2 separate regions of the Homo sapiens genome follow, and region 2 is linked to region 1. Evidence: read pairs that join two places in POLR2A ChIA-PET (ENCODE). Cell type or tissue: MCF 10A. All regions are shown on one strand. Each heading gives the region's core, and the rest is flanking DNA. Links, peaks and the distances in the headings are about the cores only. Region 1 holds the start of LIX1L (limb and CNS expressed 1 like). Region 2 overlaps ITGA10 (integrin subunit alpha 10).

Evidence for each region. ChIA-PET counts read pairs that join two places held together with the same protein. Peaks named below come from ENCODE experiments on the same cell type or tissue, not always from the same donor. Only the 100,000 strongest peaks of a DNase experiment are listed, where the experiment ranks them.
Region 2: POLR2A ChIA-PET joins it to region 1 with 48 read pairs; 20 of 35 experiments call an interaction of 5 or more read pairs at or near these places.

The regions. Positions count from the first base shown.
Region 1 is chr1:145,956,074-145,961,446 of GRCh38, reverse strand. It overlaps LIX1L (limb and CNS expressed 1 like), which reads left to right and starts at 3,430. Exons shown (of 6, transcript NM_153713.3): 1 at 3,430-3,811. The coding sequence starts at 3,520. It overlaps ANKRD34A (ankyrin repeat domain 34A), which reads left to right. Exons shown (of 4, transcript NM_001039888.4): 4 at 1-2,006. The coding sequence ends at 1,178. RefSeq lists enhancers at 429-478, 1-515, 879-997 and silencers at 3,376-3,465, 3,496-3,775. In MCF 10A, for the core only: no CTCF peak of the experiment used is centred there; DNase peaks (open chromatin) are centred at 3,376 and 3,916.
Region 2 is chr1:145,889,289-145,894,661 of GRCh38, reverse strand. ITGA10 (integrin subunit alpha 10) reads left to right here. Exons shown (of 30, transcript NM_003637.5): 28 at 1,027-1,122; 29 at 1,388-1,501; 30 at 1,799-3,454. The coding sequence ends at 1,864. Among named protein-coding and RNA genes, the nearest start is that of ANKRD35-DT, 5.8 kb to the right of the region's middle. In MCF 10A, for the core only: a CTCF peak has its summit at 2,641 (motif pointing left); DNase peaks (open chromatin) are centred at 1,761, 2,481 and 3,311.

The sequences.
Region 1 (5,373 bases), core at 285-5,284:
CAGTCCGAGATCACGCGGGCGCCTCGGCTCTTGTCCACGCCCTGGACCGCGGGGACCGCGAGACCCTTGCCACACTGCTGGACGCCTGCAAGGCCAAGGGTACGGAGGTCATCATCATCACCACCGATACCTCGCCCTCAGGCACCAAGAAGACCCGGCAGTATCTCAATTCTCCACCATCCCCAGGGGTGGAGGACCCTGCTCCCGCCTCTCCTAGCCCGGGGTTCTGCACGTCGCCTTCGGAAATCCAACTGCAGACCGCTGGAGGAGGAGGGCGTGGGATGTTATCCCCTCGCGCCCAGGAAGAAGAGGAGAAGCGGGACGTATTTGAATTCCCTCTTCCTAAGCCCCCCGATGACCCATCCCCTTCCGAGCCGCTCCCCAAACCACCACGCCATCCCCCAAAACCACTCAAAAGGCTCAACTCCGAGCCCTGGGGCCTAGTGGCCCCTCCTCAACCAGTCCCACCCACTGAAGGGAGACCGGGGATCGAGCGCTTGACTGCCGAATTCAATGGCCTGACCCTGACCGGTCGACCCCGTCTTTCCCGACGTCACAGCACCGAAGGCCCTGAGGACCCGCCCCCATGGGCGGAGAAAGTGACTAGCGGGGGTCCTCTCTCTCGCCGAAACACAGCACCAGAAGCTCAGGAGTCTGGTCCCCCTTCAGGGCTGAGGCAGAAACTGAGCCGCATGGAGCCAGTGGAGCTGGACACCCCTGGACACCTTTGCCCTGACTCGCCTGAGTCCAGCCGCCTGTCCCTGGAGCGCCGCCGATACAGCGCCTCCCCGTTGACCCTCCCTCCAGCCGGCTCGGCTCCCTCTCCGCGCCAGTCCCAGGAGAGTCTGCCAGGGGCAGTATCTCCGCTAAGCGGAAGGAGGCGGAGTCCGGGGCTGCTGGAGCGGAGGGGCTCGGGGACGTTGCTCCTGGACCACATCTCGCAAACGCGGCCGGGTTTCCTACCCCCTCTCAACGTCAGTCCCCACCCTCCCATCCCTGACATTCGCCCACAACCCGGAGGTCGGGCGCCTTCGTTGCCTGCCCCTCCTTATGCCGGGGCGCCAGGCTCTCCCAGGACCAAGCGCAAATTGGTGAGACGCCACTCCATGCAGACTGAGCAGATCCGCCTGCTGGGGGGCTTCCAGAGTCTAGGTGGGCCTGGGGAGCCAGGGCGCTGAGAGGAGTGAGAGGAGCCAAGGAGGGTGGGGATTAGGACCTTAATGGGATAGGTGGGAGAACCAGCTCACACACACACCACGAACAAAGGGATCTCTTGCATGTGCTCATGGGTGCACAGTGCACCCACACATGGTTAAACATGTGTCCATAAGCACAGTACTCTTATTAGCAAGAAAGAATAAGTACTCTATTTACTGGGTATATACACACATGTATTCATGCCCTGGTCATTTCACATGCATATGGGATTACTTGTGTACCTACAGGCACAGCATATCAATAAACACACAGGGCTAGGGTCCCAAACTCTCTTGCATTTGTTCAGAAGCAGTAGGGAACCCTTACTTATGGGCAGTCTCCGATGTCTTTGCCCTCCTGCAGAAGCAATCCCTTGCTTTCCATGTATGCCCTGAAACACAGCCTATCATGATTTTGCACACTCTCTCCGTGGACATCCCAGCCCATTCTGCAGGTCTTGCTTCTTTCTCCAGGCCTGGCTCCTTATTCACACCCTGCTTCTAACCCCAACCACTTTTCAGGATATCTTTTTCACTCTTCTTGGGGGTTCCTGCAGCAACCCCCAGCCTCAGTTCTGCTGCTGTCTTTACTGCTCTCAACTTCACTTCTCAACTTCCTGCTTTTTATTCCCACCCTGTTCCTCCAACAACTACAACAGATTGTCTCATTTTCCCAGGGGGTGGGTCATGGGCTCTAAGCTGCTCTTCTGTCTGTCTGAGCTTATGAACACCCCCACAGGTAGAAGTGGGGAGAAACCCTAAATCACTCCTCTCTCCACTTGACATATCAAATAAATGTGTTCAGAAGTCTCTGTTTTGTCACTTCTGCCTGGAGGTGTGGGTATGGGGAATGAGGAATGGGGAGGGAGGGTAACACTAACTTATAGCTATAATTATCCAAGGGATACTTAGCTGTTCCAGCCACCTTCTTTCCAAGAAACCAACTTTTCTATAGAGAAAAGGCAAGTGTCCTGTGTCCTGAAGATTTTAAGGCATTTGACAGGATTTCATTTCCTCCAGTTTCCTCTATGTCCAACCTTGAATTCTTTAAGGTTCCTACAAAGAGTTCCTCCCTCCATCATCAGCAGATATATCCCAGTAGATTAACTGTCTCCTTTTGAAACTTCCTATTTCTTGACTACTCACAGTTTTTATTCAGGGTCTAATTTTCATTTCACCAAGTGTGTTTCTTCTATTTTCTTCTACTTCTGGCCTCTATTTCCCCATCTTTGATTTCTGAGCCACTGTAGGAGAGATGGGGGGAAGCAGTTAATATAATCTCACCTAAGCAAAAATGGCCTGGTGACCACATGATAAAGGGTATGTAGAGTGTGTGTGTGTGCATGTGTGCAAGTGTGTGTGTGTGTGCAAAGTAATCAGAGGAACCCAGTCTGACATATTATACCAACAAGGGTAATTTTCTTAATTCCCCCAACTGGACTTCTCAGTTTGCTAATTTTCTGCATGTATCCTAACTCTTTCTCACTCTAATGGGAGGCAAAGAGACTTGCCCATCCCACTCTCTCTTATTCCCTTCCTCTACTTAGAATAAGTGAACTCAGAAATTTACCCAACAATGTGGCATAGTAAAAAGATAAAAATATTGGGAATCAGAACACCTATGCTTAAACTCTGAATTCCACTTTGCCATCTCTTAGCTATTTAATTTTGGCCATTTTTCTAGCTTCCCTCAGCATCTGTTTCCTTATCCCTAAAATAACAAAATCTAGTTAGTGATTGTGATTGTAAATAAGACATGCACTACAGTACATTGCATAGTTTATGTTCATTAAATGTCAGTATCTTTCTTGCCTTAGCTCCACCACCAATTGCATATGATGTTGGACAAGTCGAATTACTTCTCTGAGCCACAATATCCTCACCTGCAATCTGTGAAATGAAATGGTAGGACAAAATGATCTCTACTCTGTCTGCAATCCTCCCCAATCTTGCATCTAGGCCCATTTTTTTCTTCAAGCCCAGCCCCAAGATTCTGTCCTGCTTTCTAGTGCTTGCCACAGGACTCCCAAAGACGCGCCGAAGCTCTGCGTCTGCCTTTCAGAGGATACGCTTTTTCTCTTTGCAATTGGTTCTGAGAATCCCCACCCTCCTCAATAATTTGCCTATGGCGGAGCAGGAGCCCTCCAGCTCCCGCCCCATCACTGGTGATTGGCATGGGACCTAGCTCGTCCCCGCCCCCACTTGACTGAAGGTTCGGCCCTGGCACCGCCCTGAGTCCCCAGGCGCTAGCTGACTGGGGTGGTTGGGACCGTTAGCTCGGCAGGCTGGCAGGCTCCGGGGCGCTACTCCATTGGCGGCCGGGATGGAGACTATGCGAGCGCAGCGGCTGCAGCCTGGTGTGGGCACCAGCGGGAGGGGCACTCTCCGAGCGCTGCGGCCCGGAGTGACTGGGGCCGCGGCCGCCACCGCCACACCCCCTGCGGGCCCCCCGCCTGCCCCGCCGCCTCCCGCACCGCCCCCGCCGCCGCTGCTCCTGTCTGGGGCCCCAGGACTACCCCTGCCCCCCGGCGCCGCCGGCAGCCCGGCAGTGCTGCGAGAGGCCGTGGAGGCCGTGGTGAGGAGCTTCGCCAAGCACACGCAGGGCTATGGCCGAGGTGAGTCTGCGGGTCTGGCCTCCTGCGCGACACCCTCTGTAAGGGAGCCTTGCTCCCACAGTCCTCCGGATCGCTTTTCCTGGCGTGGAGCCCTCACATGCATTTCCTTTTGGGGAGTTTCCTTCTGGGCTACGCACACGCACAGACGCACACACTCATACACACGTTTAAGCCTCCTACCTCCTCCCCTTTACTGAGTTATTAATATATTCTCCAGGGACTCTTTTTCAGATACAATCCTCTTTTCTTCCTAAGCTTTTCTCCTTTAGAAATGGAATTCCTCCTCCAGCTTAATACCTTAACATCTCTCTGCCTTTGAGAACCAGTCCTCATTGTGTGGGATCCTGTCTTTTATTTCAGATCCAATTTCTCATCCATACCCTCTCAGTCTTTCCTCTGTGATCTCTGCAATTCCTGGACTCACCTGTTAATTTGCTCCAGCCCCTTAACCTTGACTGTTAAATTCTTTACTTACTTACCTTCACTCTGAAATTTCAGTGCAACTTCAGATTTACTGGGGAACTAGGTAGTGCCTTCACAAGTCACTCATAGTAATTGTGTATTTAAATCCGGACCTGTACCACTGAACTCACAGCAGCTTCCTGTGGCTCAGTACCTTACTTTGGTATCTTTTTTAGTATGGAGACTCACAACTCCAGCCTTTCTGTCTGGCTGTGTTTTCCTGGCCCTTGCCCAGGAACTGAGGATAAATCCCAGGCCTTGGCTCTTTCAATGTTAAATTCTGTGGAAATGTGCCAGGTTAGAAACTCTATTTCAGTTAGAAAACTTCGTTAATTTCTGGAAAGAGGGATGTGAGGGTTTTCTTTGTTGTTTTCGTTTAACTAGGGTAGTTTCCTGTCTGAGTTTGAGTTCCAGATTTATAGTGTAAGTAATAAGGAATATATAGTGAAGGGTGTGGAATACAGAATTTAAGCCTGGAATTTACAAGACATCCCTTCTGTCTGCTTGGCCAGGTCCTGCCTGACCTGGAAGTGACTATATCTTTAACTTTCTGTTTAACAATAATACAGAGAAAAGTTACAGGGCTTTTCTGTAGATTTTCTTTTTTTAAGAAAGTTTAGTGAAAAGAGCACACACAGGCTTTGGAGATCTTTGTCACTTACCAGCCAAATCTTTGGGGAAGGGACTTAATTTCACTGAGCTTCAGTTTCTTCAAGGGTTACAATATGGATTGACTGAGACATTGCAAATGACATATAACCTAAAAATGATTATTATCTCAAATTTGTTGGTTCATAGTTCCTTAAGTAGAACATGCTTCACTTTTTCCCACTCTTAAATCCTAATAATGTAAACCCAAAAATTCCTATGAAAACAGATTTTTAGAGCCATTTTGCTATATGTGCCTAATGATTCATTCATCATCAATTTCCCTTTGTTCTTCATACAATTTGAACTCCTATTATAAGACAGGAACTCTGCTAGGTGCTGGGGATACAAATGGATGAATCTGAAACTCATGAGGAAATACTATTTTTCCAATGTAATCCCAAGATTTAACAAGGCTATGTGATGGAACTGCTATTAGCTACTATCCTGCT
Region 2 (5,373 bases), core at 172-5,171, 67 kb after region 1:
GAGGAGTCAGTGTGAGTTCCTCCTGGGCAGGGAAATGGCATCTTAATTGTAATGGCTGTTTGGCACTAAGGTCAATGTTGTGCTTTCCCATATCTACCTGGAATAACACAAGATCCCTGGGATGTCATCATATGTTTTAGGGAAGTTAAGTCCAATAAACCACCCTTCTCCAAGTCTCTGTCCTTCTTTGGTATCTTTTTTTCACTAGTCTATTCATGCTTTCAACAAAGATTTATTAAGAAACCACTACATGGCCGGGCGCGGTGGCTCACGCCTGTAATCCCTGCACTTTGGGAGGCCAAGGTGGGCAGATCATGAGATCAGGAGATCGAGACCATCCTGGCTAACACGGTGAAACCCTGTCTCTATTAAAAATAAAAAAATTAGCCAGGTGTGGTGGCAGGCGCCTATAGTCCCAGCTACTTGGGAGGTTGAGGCAGGAGAATGGCATTAACCCGAGAGATGGAGTTTGCAGTGAGCCGAGATCACGCCACTGCACTCCAGCCTGGGTGACAGAGCGAGACTCCATCTCAAAAAAAAAAAAAAGAAACCACTACATACTTGGTACTCTGCTATCTAGTAGGCACTAAGGACACAAAGGTTAGTAAGGCACAGCCTTTAACCTAGAGGATCTTATAGTTCAGGAGTGAAAAACAGAAGTAAACACCAGTGTTGGTGGGGGTTAGGAGGAATGATTTCCCTAAATCCCAGAGGGGATGACATCTAAACTTCAATCTAAAGGAGGGGTAGAGGTCAGCCAAAGGAAAGAGGAGTAGAATGCATTTCAGGTAAAGCACCAGATGTATTGATTGTCCTTGGAAAACAAACAGCAGCAGCAGATGTGACCAGGGGTTTTCCATCTATTACCCTTCCTCTCTTTTCCCATTGGTCTTCAGCCTTTTCTTCTGGTCTTGAGAGCCCTCAACATTATGCCTCTCAGCCTCAACTTTGCTGTTGGGATTCCAAAGAACTATATCACCTGATAATGGCTCATTTTAAATGTCTTCCTATCCACTTGTTCCATAGGCCAAGTTCAAGTCCCTGACGGTGGTCAGCACCTTTGAGCTGGGAACCGAAGAGGGCAGTGTCCTACAGCTGACTGAAGCCTCCCGTTGGAGTGAGGTAGGGCTGGAGACCGAGTCTGAGAGCTGTGAAAATAATGATGATGGGTATGTGGTAGGGCCACCCGTGGGCTTTTTCAGAACGAAGGCATCTCCATCAGGCAGCAGGATCCTAGTGTTCCACTGCCGCCATTCCTGCCTCAGTTTCTTTCCTTTAAGTAGCAGGAGGTTATTTATTCTATTTGGGGGCTGGCTTTGATATAATGTGGGGTGAGGCTAGCTGGGTTATAGGATGCATGTAGAAAACTACTCTTCTGTCCACGCAGAGCCTCTTGGAGGTGGTTCAGACCCGGCCTATCCTCATCTCCCTGTGGATCCTCATAGGCAGTGTCCTGGGAGGGTTGCTCCTGCTTGCTCTCCTTGTCTTCTGCCTGTGGAAGGTAAGCACTGCTTTAGTGGGGAGTGTGGAGCATGATGCCCATGAGTTGAGGGATCCTTGATTATAGCAGAGAGAACAGGATTTGTGCTGGGCAGCTAACCAGGCTGTGGATGTCATGCCCAGATCTCCTTCACTGTACCCCACAAATGTTGGTTAAATTATTCTAAGCCAAATAAAATAAATTTGAATTCCATTTTTGGAAACAGAACAAAAGTGAAGACCTCAGATAAGTCTGAGAGCTACTGGCAAGGTTCCCAGTCTAGGCATTTGGCAGTGACGCTTATCTTTTCTTCTACAGCTTGGCTTCTTTGCCCATAAGAAAATCCCTGAGGAAGAAAAAAGAGAAGAGAAGTTGGAGCAATGAATGTAGAATAAGGGTCTAGAAAGTCCTCCCTGGCAGCTTCTTCAAGAGACTTGCATAAAAGCAGAGGTTTGGGGGCTCAGATGGGACAAGAAGCCGCCTCTGGACTATCTCCCCAGACCAGCAGCCTGACTTGACTTTTGAGTCCTAGGGATGCTGCTGGCTAGAGATGAGGCTTTACCTCAGACAAGAAGAGCTGGCACCAAAACTAGCCATGCTCCCACCCTCTGCTTCCCTCCTCCTCGTGATCCTGGTTCCATAGCCAACACTGGGGCTTTTGTTTGGGGTCCTTTTATCCCCAGGAATCAATAATTTTTTTGCCTAGGTGCCTGACTCCTTTCAGATTCCCTCTTTATCTTCCCTCACAGTTTGGAAAGGATGAGGGTTATCTTCCTCGATTCTTCCACCCTCTCACTTTCCTGCCTGTTCCCCACTCCACAGGAGGGAGCTGACGTTGGCTTGAAAGGAGTAAAGTCAACATCTGCTGCTTTCCTGTGGACTCTGGTGATTCATAGAGCCGGATGGGGAGAGTCAACAGGAAAAAAGGAGGGAGGAGGAAAAGCCACAAGAGACATTCTGTACAATTCCAAGGAACAGAGAAGCCTTTAGACAGGCAACTGCCATCCCCCCTGAAACCTGAGACCTGTAGTGCACTCGACCGCCCTCAGGTGTTGGTGAAACAGAGCTGCCCCCAGGCTCGCTGGGCATAGGCTTCCTGATTCCAAGCCTTTTCTGGGAGCAAAGCCAGGGCCTGGTGCCTGATTTTCTGAAGCCAGGAGCCCTCAGGTGGCTGGAGCTGGAATAGCAGGGAGGACTGGGTGTACCTAGGCAGTATTTTCTCTACTTCTCTCAAGTCTTATACTCACTCTTGAGCCCTCCTTGGGGCCTGCTTAGAAAGCAGACAGGAGAGAGAGTACTGCTACTTGATGATGGGAAATGCTTTCACTTTACCAGCTTTGGGAAGCAGCAGCCCCATGGGATCTAAAAGTGTGGAGTCTGCATTAAGAAACCTACATGGGTGGCATGGGGCTCTGGGGAGCAAGCCCTTACTTGCTCAGCACTGGTTATGTAGCACAAATAGCTCCTAGGAAAATGTTTCTGGGGCAACCCTAGAACCCTGGTCATATTTTGCAGGGTTTCTCTGGTGGAATCAGTTTGCCAGCCCTTGCTTGATGCTTACTGGAAATCTCCAGGTTAATTTCTATCTCTGATCCCTCCCCAACCCACTCCATATTTGGGTCATGGACAGTAAAGGCAGTTGGATTCTCATAGACAACTGGGTAACTTATATTTCTTTGTAATCAAGACTTGAGATATCGAAGTCAGTTATTGGTCTCCAGAGTGCAGCTCTGGGAGCCTTTTGAAGAATCAGCACTCATTAAGAGCTGAGAAGAGAGAAGACCTGATTGGGTGGTTGACTAGCAGTCACAGAACCTGTCCTCCCAGGCTGTTCCTGAGGCCTGACCACAGTATTTATTTTGGCATGTCTCTGGCCTTCTGCAGAGGCCCACCCTCATGGGCATTGTCTCTGTTTCCCAGTGGGGTGGACAGTATATCAGATGGTCAGAACAAATAAAGTTCAGTGTCAAATGACTTTTGGCTCTATATGTATTCCCTAGGATATAGACTGCTCAGTAATAGTGAGAGGTAGATACTTGTTTTGCCTGGGATTTTACAGAGTGGAGTCCCTGGAAGGCAAAGTTAAGAAGTATTTTAAATGTTTTCTGTGGCTTTCCCACAGGAGATGTATTCTAGCCTCCTGTAATTCTCACCTGCTTAAGTGACCAGAAAGTATAAAGGTCTGGGAAGCACAGAGGTTTAGATTGAAATCCTATCTGCCATTTATTAGCTGTATGGCCTTCAGCAAATCATAACTTCCTTGAGGCTCAGATAATAAAAGGCTGTGTATTACAGTGGTTAACAATGAAGGCAGATTTGGGTTTAAATCTAGGCTACACAACTTAAAAAGTCTGTTTGACCTAGGACAGACTTAACTTCTCTAAGTCTTGGCTTTCTCATCTTTAAACCTATTAGGGTCATGAAGACAAAATGAAATAATCCAAGAAAAGTGAGCATTTAGTAAATGCTCAGTAAATGGTAACTATTATTATAAAACTATTTTGTCATAAAATAATCTACCATATCATGCCTTGTGAGGATTAAGGGAGAAAGTATACTGGAGCACCAGGTGGTGGTGTTCCTGCTCTCTGACCCATCTCCCAGATTGTGAAGATGTGTTTCTACGTGCTGTTGTCTCATCCACTAAATCTTGTCCTATGCCTCATCTTTTTTTTTTTTTTTTTTTTTTTTTTTGAGACAGAGTCTCGCCCTGTCGCCCAGGCTGGAGTGCAGTGGCACGATCTCAGCTCACTGCAACCTCTGCCTCCTGGGTCCAAGCAATTCTCCTGCCTCAGCCTCCTGAGTAGTTGGGACTACAGGTGTGCACCACCATGCCCAGCTAATTTTTGGATATTTAGTAGAGACAGGGTTTCACCATGTTGACCAGGCTGATCTTGAACTCCTGATTCACGTGATCTGCCTGCCTCAGCCTCCCAAAGTGCTGGGATTACAGGTATGAGCCACTGTGCCTGGCCTGCCTCATCCCTTTTGAAATAAGCTCTTTGAGCCCTCTAAGGTGATAATTAGCTGAAGAATTTAAGGTTCTAATGGTAGAGATCAAATCTATTTGATTCCATTAAGCAGGTATCTTCTAGGCTCCTCTTGAGACACCCAGAGTTTTTCCATTATCCTGAGAGAACACGTGCACTTAAGCAATGGCCTTCTAGAGACCGAGTCTCTGCCTCTATTGCCTAACCCTGAGAATTGTGGCCTGTCTGGCCTATTTGGCATGAACACCATTCTGTGTCAACCTGCTGAGTTGTTTTGTGACAGGAAAGGGTTTCCATTGTGACCCTCAGTGCACTTCATACAGGCTGTAACTTGATCAGCCTTTATGGAGCACACAGTTTCTAGGGCTGAGACCGCAACCAGATTATGTTGACAGACTCTCCTCTCCTCTTTACCCTCAGTCAGCCCCCAAATGGAGGTAGGTTTCCTTGAGTACTGGTTCATCTAATGCTCACACATATATACATATACACACATATATATGTGTGTGTGTTTGTGTGTGTATACATATATATATATTTAAATTTTTTTTAGAGAGGGGGTCTCACTATGTTGCCTAGGCTGGTCTCCAACTCCTGGCCTCAAGCAATCCTCCCGTCTTGGCCTTTCCACATGCTGGGATTATAGGTGTGAGCCACTGTGACTGACCTCATGTAATTCTTTTTTTTTTTTTTTTAGGATTAATTTCTTTTATTTATTTATTTATTTTATTTTACTTCAAGTTCTAGGGTATGTGTGCACAACATGCAGGTTTGTTACATATGTATACATGTGCCGTGTTGGTGTGCTGCACCCATTAACTCATCATTTACATTAGGTATATCTCCTAATGCTATCCCTCCCTGCTCCCTGACCTCATGTAATTCTTTATCCATATGATTAAG